2 separate regions of the Mus musculus genome follow, and region 1 is linked to region 2. The links are chromatin contacts, found by Hi-C in ENCODE. All regions are on one chromosome and are shown on one strand. Each heading gives the region's core, a stretch centred on a gene start or an enhancer-like site at or near the end of the contact. The rest is flanking DNA. Distances are from core to core; before and after follow the strand shown. Region 1 overlaps Agap1 (ArfGAP with GTPase domain, ankyrin repeat and PH domain 1). Region 2 overlaps Agap1 (ArfGAP with GTPase domain, ankyrin repeat and PH domain 1).

Region 1 (4,352 bases), core at 517-3,016, 200 kb after region 2:
CCAGCTCATCTCTGGTTGGTCTTACCGAGGACATCAAGGTTCTCAGGTCCTGGGTACTCTTGTGTGTCCCACCCCCACCCCCAACCTCGGGCACGAGGGGAGGCCCTCCTCTGCTGTGTGTCTCAACGAACCACGAGGAAGAGGCTCTTGTCCTGCTCAGCAAATGGCGTTTGTCTGGTATGTTTGCCACTGATGAGACACAGTCAGACCCCGAGCCTCTATAAACTGGTGGGAGCTTAAGCTACACGTCCAGGTTTCCTGGACAGTGGTGTCCTGAGATCTGCTGACTGAGTTTATATTACCAACACTGCAGAACAAATGTGCGGCGCCCCTTCTGGTGCACAGTAGGAGTGCAGCTGCTGTACATTGAACCCTCCTCTTCTGTCTTCTGTTAGCTGAGATGGGAAGGGAACTGGAAGGGAGGGCCAGCAAGGTGCACCCACGTGTGCTTGTTAAAACCCCAGAGGCTCACTATGCCAGCTCCTCATTGCGTGGTCCGTCTGTGCAGTACAGATAAGGGGTGGATCTCTTACAAATCTTATCCTGCCCTCCGAGAAACTGTTGTCCTGATCTAACACTCACATGGAAGCCGGCGAAACTCTTCATTCCACACAGTCCTAAAATGTTAGTTTGCTTTGTGGTACCTATTTTGTTCATACTGTAGTTAAATTTCAATTTAAAAATCAAAAAAAAAATGATTGGAAGTTAAATTGTTTAATGTGTGGGGAAAAAAAACATTGAAATGAGCTAGTAAAAGTTTAATTTTATGCACCTGACCATTTGGGTTCAAACGAAACATATAGATGTGTTTAATGCCATCTGTGAATTAGATATGTTGGCTCTTCTTCTAGAATCTAGAACAGTTAGACACCGTGTGTGATGTGATTGTCTTCATGCACCCAGCAGGGAATGAGTGACTGCTCTGTGGGCAGTGGACAGTTCTGACTGCTGTCTGCCCTCAACTCCAGGCTCTAGCTTTCTACTCTGCCAAGCACTGACTATGCCAGAAATGCATTCCCCTGAGTGCTTAGAGATGGGTGGGGGTCCTCCTCCTCACAAATAGGGCAGCTGCACTACCATTGCTCAAGTCAGGACTCCTCCCCGAGGCTGTGGCGATGTGGTGTGATGCTGGGGCACCTTGACAGCTGACTGTGGAGTCTCTGAACTTTCAGACAAGCTTGAGAGCTGGAGGCTTACTTGTGCCTTAGGTAAAATTATCCCAGGAAAGTTGTTTGCTTTGTTTCATTTTGGGTTGGTTTTTTTTTTGGGGGGGGGGGTCTGGTTAAATTCAATAAATATCACCAAACAGGGAGTGGGGAAGGACGAAAGAGAAAGAATGAATAAAGGATCAGGAGTATCATGGCAGGTGGGCCCTGTTGGGACCCGCTGAGGACATTGGCTCCAGGAGGTCACAGCATGGCTGGTTTTCAGGAGAGAGGCGTAAGGGGACAAAACCGCCTAAGCTAAGGCCCTGCCTACAGCACACGTGTCCAGCAATGTTGCCACCTACAGGGCTGGACTCTCCTCAGAACAAGAAGCAAAGATGGGTTTATTCTGGGAAGCTCTTAAGCCCAGAGTAGCTGATGTCAGAAGGATTCGTGTAGTCTGTGTTTGTGTTTGACCACATTCTGTCAGTTCATCATCCAGGGAAAGCTGAAGTTGGCAGCAGGGTGATTCAAAAAGGCCAACCCAGAACAAGCCAAGGGCTGCCTTGGTTCCCAGCCTTAGAGACAGCATCATAAATGAGAAGTAGTGCAGCCCATGCACAGCACGGTAGCGATCCCACCACCTGCCTCCTTACCACCTCCCACTCTTCCCCCAAAGAGGAACAAAAGCCTGGAAGTCTTGGCTAGGATCAGTCTGGGATTCACCCCAAGAGAATAGACACCTAGTCTGGGTACTGCCTGTCTAAAATGCCACCCACCCTCCTACCTTCTCACTGAGGACTCAAGGCCAGTTAGTAGAAGCATCGAGGGCCTGAAGTTAATCTCAAAACGAAATAGTTTAATAAATGTTGGTGTTAGTTCATGGAAAAACCAAGTGTCACTCTTTGAAATGAGGGCCCAGATGTTTTCCCGCTGCATCTGGGTCTGTTTCAAAGTGATTCGGGAGATGGATCTGACTCTAGAATGTAATGGAAACTGCTGCACACATACACACACTTAACACAGACATACATGCACCCCAACACACATACATATACACGTATCTCAATACACAAAATACACACATGTGCCTAGACATGCTTACATGAATGCACACACTCTTGTGTGCAGGCACACACACATAGCACTGTGGAGAAAGAGCACACACGATATCTTTCTGCAAAGAAGCAGCCAGTCCCCTGAAATAACCATGCATCGGCATTAACCATGGCTACAGGCAGGCTGGGAGAACAGGCGCCTGGCACAGCTGGCTGGCCTTCTGCCTGCCGTCCCCACACCCCTATTAGGCCAACTCTGGATAGCCTATAATTGGTTCCAGCAATCCTCAGCCGCCCTGAGAACTGCCGTTCAAACTTGAGGAGCACCGTGATCAATCGGAGCTGACGACAGCTGAAGCAGTATTGACTTCCCATTCCTAAACAGGGGGATCATTAGTCAAGGAAAGCATCTTTTAATTACTCCCAGGAAGGAGGAAAAAAAAATCTTTTTGGATGGATTCTGCAACAGCTGCCATTTTTTTTCTAGTGCATTCGATATTAAATTTATTGTCGCAGGAGGGGAGAAGATGCCCTCCACCCCTCTGTAATGGGGGTTTGATTTGGAGAAAGTCATGTTAGAGGGGAGATCGATGTGTGGCAACAATTAACTACATCTGGGCTGGAATCAGAACAGGCCCCCCCCCACTATTGATACCATTTAAGCACACACTTAAAATATTGATTGTAAATGGAGGTGTTAGTGGCAGTAGAGGCAGCAACAGGGGAGAGAATTATCTGGAGTTGAGGCTAGGAATGGGGGTGTGCTGTATGACTCTCAGTGCACATGTTTGTGTGTCAAGCTGTGTTATAGACAGTTGGACCAGCTGAGTCTAGAGCCACCAGGTGTGCAGGGGTCTGGGTTCCAATGTAGAGAGACTAATTGGCTGTCACAGGAGGGAGTGCCGAGATCATTGGTGAGCCTTTGAGATGAAGGGGAAAAAAATGTCCACATTATGGTAAAGCCATAATTATGAGTCAAGTGACTGCTTATGCCATGCACAGAACACAGCGTGGTCACCTGGCACCTAGGTGTCAGGTGCTCTTGTTGGTACACTCCCCCACCCCCTCCCACAGGTAAGATGAAGCTCTGGAGTCTGTAGCACACGTAACTGCAGGCCCCTGTGACACCTGTCCTCGGGGTCGTGTTTCCTGGGCCAGCCCGCACCGTGCTGCCCTGTCTCCCTTCTCTGCCCTGCCCTTTCACACGGAAGCTCGTCATACTGGCTTCGGTGGAGGTGGTTCTCCTACCAGACGAGGCAGAAGCCAGGGGCTTGGCACTGTAGCTGACCCCACTCTACTTCCTATCTTTGTCTCCCTGATGGCATCCACCCCGGGAGGGTCAGCAGGGACCATGCTATTTACATTTTAGTGCAGGTAGCCTCCTGTTTACACGGTGCTTGGCACCTGCTGGCTTGGGCTGGGAGATCGGAGGGAGTTGGACCGCCAGACCGTGTTTTCAGTTCCAGGAACAGCTCACGAGAGAAACTCCGAGCACAGCCGAAATCACCCATTACCACTCTGCTGCCTCTTGGAAGGGACCGTTGGCCTGTTTAGTACACATTCTCTGAGCATCCTCCCCCACCCCTCTCTCGTTATACGTAACTCCATCTCCCTGCCTAAACCCTCTTCTGTCTTTAACCTATAAAGAAACGTGGCCATCGATAGGAAGAGCAGGGCCCACATCAGAAACCTGCGTGGGAGAAGACTGGCCACACTCTTCCAGACCTAACCAGTCCGCCCGGCAAGGGGAGTCCCACTTCCCTTTGATTCTGCAGGGCCACTTTCATCTTATTTATGCACACGGAGATATTGATAAAGGCGAAATGTATCCAAACTGAAAATAATTGGATCCCCGCAGCTGACTCGGAGATATTAAAAGCAGCCCCACTTGGCCACGTCTTTGTCTTGTTAGGTTTGATCATAGGATCACAATATAGTAATCTCAGGCTCAAATTTCTGGCATAAAGATGCGCTGTTCTAAATGTGGCCTCAGGGACATGACTGCCCACGCGGCCCCGGGATTGTCTCGTCTGATTATTTTTCAACAGTTCTTGGCCTGCTGAGGTCAATGTTTTGTGTCTTTTGAGTGTTCCTCTATGCTGGACACTTCTCTCTATTCTCTTTCTTAAAAAAAAAAGAAAAAAGAAAG
Region 2 (4,263 bases), core at 1,496-3,995:
CGTTGGTAGCCCTCACATCTCATCCAGGCCTGCTGCTAACATCTTGGCCTTCACTGTTGGGCTGACTGAACCTTTCAGAGGTGGGGCCTGGTAAGAGGGCTTCAGGCCCTTGACGGGATGGTGAGGAGATGGTTCCTGCCCTCTCATTCACACTCACAGGGCAAGAAGAGCAGTTTGGCTCTACCTGTTCCCAGAGGGATGTGCCCTCCCCTGAGGGCAGAGCATTGGGGCCCAGTGAACTATGAGTACACCTCTCTGAAGCCACGAGCCCACGTTACTCATAAGCTCACCATCTCTATTTGCTACAGTGGTACACAGTAGGAAGACAGCAGAGTCTTATCAAAACAACCAGAGAGAACAGTGACTTTTTGTTTGATAGCATGAAGGGTGGTATAGGGACGGAGGCTGCTGTCTGTGACAGTTTCTTACCCCAAGTGTGGAATTCCTTACACTCTCTTATGGGAAATGCTCTATACATGGATGCTTGTATCTGTGCAGTAACGCCTGTGTCAACTCTCATGCTGCCAGAATTAGATCATTAAGCACACTATTAGCGAATCCTCTCTGTTTTGATTTTCATGTTAAGACTCATGCCTGGCTCATAGAATTAATTTTATCAATGACATAGAAAATGGTTCTTTTAATCTGAATCTGTGTGGAGGCATCAGTACCATGGTTTGCCCCAGGATTTCCCCCTAATGGCTTTCGCCAGCTTGAATTAGCTTGATGTATCATTAATGCATACAAATGGCTTTTATTTTTGTTCATAATCTGTTCATAATGCTACGGTGCTCTGCTCTTCCTAATGTTTTTAAAATGATTGAACAGTGATGTGCTTTTTGACCTATTTAGCCCTCTACAGAGGCGCTGATCAAGAGAATAAGAAAATGTCACTTAGCTAGGACAGTCAGGAGCTGTTATAATCTGTAGCTGAGGTTTCCCACTCATTTGGAATCTTGCAGTTGGTAACCCTTCTTCCCCTCTGCTCTGAATAATCTTCATTCATTAGGGCGCAATCTACAAACGCTTGATTAGCAGCGCTCTGCTCTCCCAGCCCGTGGAGGAGGGATAAATGTGACCCTCAGGAGGCCCATCTTGTAAGTTGGAACCTGTTGTTTATCATGATGGCTTCTTTTGTGACACAGAGTGATCCTGGCCAGGCGTTGGCCCCCACAAGTTGGAGAGTTTGGGGTACATGGTTGGATTGATGACCTGGATTCCCCAAAGGTGAGCTCTGGATTCTGGGATCATTGTGCCAGAGGCCAGAGAACAGCTTTCCCTGGGTTCTGGGCATCAGACTCGGGTTCTCGGGGCTGTGCAGCAGCTGCTTCCATGCTGAGCATCTTGACAGCCCGGAAGGACAGACACATTTGGTAGCCATCTGTGGTCATGAGGGCTCCTCCCTGAATGGGCTCCCTGGGGCGGGGGGGCGGGGGGCACTCGGTTGGTGCCACAGCTTGCACCTGTCTCCTCCAAGTCCCACTCCTGCCTCGGTCAGTCCCTGTGTGCTGGCCCCTCGCTCGCTGAGAACACATCCATCCCTGGGACCCTGTGTTCAAGCCTAGGCTGTGCTCAGTGGATGTCCAGGCTCCCTGAGGCTTCTCAGGAAGAGCTGCTCCACCCAGAGCAAGGGCATAGCAGAGATGGTGAAGTGCCTACTCTTGTCTCCCCTGTTGTTGAGATGCTCGCAGCCTTGCACCTGCGGCACTCCAGTCTGCTCCAGAGGCTGTGCAGGCTGTGTTCCAAGGGCAAACTGTAGGTAAGCTCTTGTCTCAAATCTCAGGCATCTTTGCACCAAGATTTTATAATGTGTGTGAGTTCACTTCTTGCCTGACTTACAGACTGGGTGGCTTTCAGAGGTAGAGAGATGCCAGGCCTTGTTTGGCTTCACCTGTCCCGCTTAGGTGAGCAGTTGGTACCATTCAGATGTGTGTGTGTGTGGGGGGGGGGGGGGCGGGCATGCTCAGTGGCAGAGCAGACACATTCAGCTCTCTGTGTTTGGGCTCCAGGGTTACCTTGGTTTTATATGTCGTGCAGAAAGCCCTTTACTGCATATTTATCTACTTACTTTCTGCAGTGCTGGGGCTCACGCCCAGGGCTCTCAAGCCAGATAAGCACATTACCAGTCATGCCTTCAGCCCACTGTGATCAAGGTCCAACCTGAGGCCAGAATGCTTAAATCTCTTAGTGTTTCATAGAACCAGAGCCTTTTAGTAGTTCTGGGGACTAACTGGCTCTAGCCAGTGTGCGGACTGTCCCCACCCACCCACCCACCCACCCACCCAGGTGATTTCTTCACAGAATCTACAAGGTAGGAAGGCAGGGTTGAGCTCTGTTGTAATCTAGTGGAACTGCCACTAGGGGGTGCCAGAAGCACTTAGAATATTTTCATTCTGTATTTTCTTTTCCCTTTTGCTGTCACGGTGGAGAGAATACAGACACATTTTTAAAAGTTGAACTTTAGGGTGTGCTGCATAAACCGGAACTAAGAATCATGAGTTCGATCCCTGGAGCCCACCTACAGGAGGAAGGGGAGAATCAACCCTACAGAGTTGTCCGATTCCTTCCTTCACACATGCTGTGGTACATACACACCCACATCCACACACCCATCACGCACACACACGTGCACACACGCTATGATGGTAAAGTTTACGGCTTTTGTCTTCAGTTGTACTGGAGCAGCAGAGATCCCAGAGCCTCGCTGGCTCAGCGCCTGCCCTCCAGGATGTCATTGCAGTGGGAGCCCGGACGTGAGGTCAGGGCGATTAGGAAGGCATTAAAGGAGGAAGTGATGTCACTGAGTCAGCTTGCCACCGGTCACTGGGGAAGCTCCAGCCGAGGCTCCCTGCCATCTCCACATCCTGTCTTTGCCAGCATTGCTAGTTGATGTGGGTGCAGAGGCAGCCAGGCAGGCAAATGAGTGACATTTGGCCCTGGGGGACAGAAGACTTGACTCTCTGAGAATGTCATCACACCGTTATAAATTCATGTTTACTTTAGTAAAGTAGATTTCAGTAGATTTGTGTATACTTTGTATCTGCTTAGAAACATTTTAGCACTTTTCCAATTAAAATATGTTAGGAAAATAACCAACATACATGCCAATAAAAAGTGGTCTGTTAACCCCCACCACTAGTCAATAGCATTTTATTTTCGTTTAAGATAGGTTCTCCTGTTTCCCAGGCTGGCCTCAACTTTACATGTGGATGCCCTGGATCCTGCCTCTTCCTGCCTGTTGGGATTGCAGGTGCTACCACATCTGGTTTATGTGGCTCTGAGTTCAAACCCAGAGCCTTGTGCCTGGCCAGGCAAACACCCCAAAAACCCGCTGTAGTCCTAGAATAATGTTTTATGATTAATATATTCTGTTGAATTTCTAAAACTTCTAAAATAAAATCGGAAGCGCTGGAGAGGTAGCACTTGTGCTTTCCGAGGGCCAGAGTTCAGTTCCCCGCACACATGGGAGCTTCACAACTGCCCCGAGATGGACTTCCTGCGCTTCCTGTGAAGCTCTTTAGAGACAGCCTCCTCTGTGCTAGAACCGAAGCCAAGGCACCTCCCTATTGGGCAGAGCCGCCCACCTCCTCGGCTTACATGTGACATTCACTTGTGCGAAGCTGCCATGGCCTCCCTTATCACAGAGGCCTAGCACCTCTGAAGATGTCCTAGAAGCAGCAGGTCAGGTACAGAGCCGTCACAAAATGAAGCCGTGTGCAGCTTAGAGATTTCCTGGGAGACTCCTCTCTCCCGAGTCCACACTTGCCGTCCCCTTGGAACACACAGCAGCCTATGTTCAGATGAGAAGCACAGGCAGCACCCATCACCAGGCTACACTGCCTGCACTGGTGCCCGCTCTGTCTCCTGCTGCAGGAGAGAATGTGGCACTGTTCCCTACCGCCTGCCCCCTCTCAGACCCAACCCTAGCCACTAGCATGCTTTGGTTTAGCCTTGGCTTCACGGACTGGGACACATACATCTTTTCCAAGTGTGGCCAAGTGGCCTAATAGTCATGCAAGGAATATTCTTGGGAAGGGTATATTTTCCTGTGCCCAAAGGCAGAGGTACCGAGACACCCGAGGCCTGGTGGGTTCCCTTGGCAAGTACAGAGCTGAAACAGGCATTGTACTTGTTACACATGGGTGGTGGGTGTGGGTCTCATCCTCACTGTACCCTCTGTCTCCCCACTGTGGTTTATCAGGTTCTCAGAGTTCTTTCAACTGAGACTTATGCACTAAGTCAGGGTTTGGGTGTCTTAGAGTG

What was found. Hi-C counts contacts between places; a loop is a spot of excess contacts on that map.
Region 1: a map of left cerebral cortex shows a loop between it and region 2 (2.5-fold over the local background). The contact joins two enhancer-like sites. A Hi-C loop is called at or near these places in 4 of 37 maps with a recorded cell type or tissue (Patski, heart and left cerebral cortex).

The regions. Positions count from the first base shown.
Region 1 is chr1:89,843,901-89,848,252 of GRCm38, forward strand. The region is part of intron 16 of Agap1 (ArfGAP with GTPase domain, ankyrin repeat and PH domain 1); the gene reads left to right. Among named protein-coding and RNA genes, the nearest start is that of Gbx2, 85 kb to the right of the region's middle. Within about 2 kb of position 1,767, at least 1 of the 3 ENCODE cell types and tissues checked has a DNase peak (open chromatin) inside an H3K27ac peak, as active enhancers do.
Region 2 is chr1:89,641,542-89,645,804 of GRCm38, forward strand. The region is part of intron 6 of Agap1 (ArfGAP with GTPase domain, ankyrin repeat and PH domain 1); the gene reads left to right. Among named protein-coding and RNA genes, the nearest start is that of 4933400F21Rik, 40 kb to the right of the region's middle. Within about 2 kb of position 2,746, at least 2 of the 3 ENCODE cell types and tissues checked have a DNase peak (open chromatin) inside an H3K27ac peak, as active enhancers do.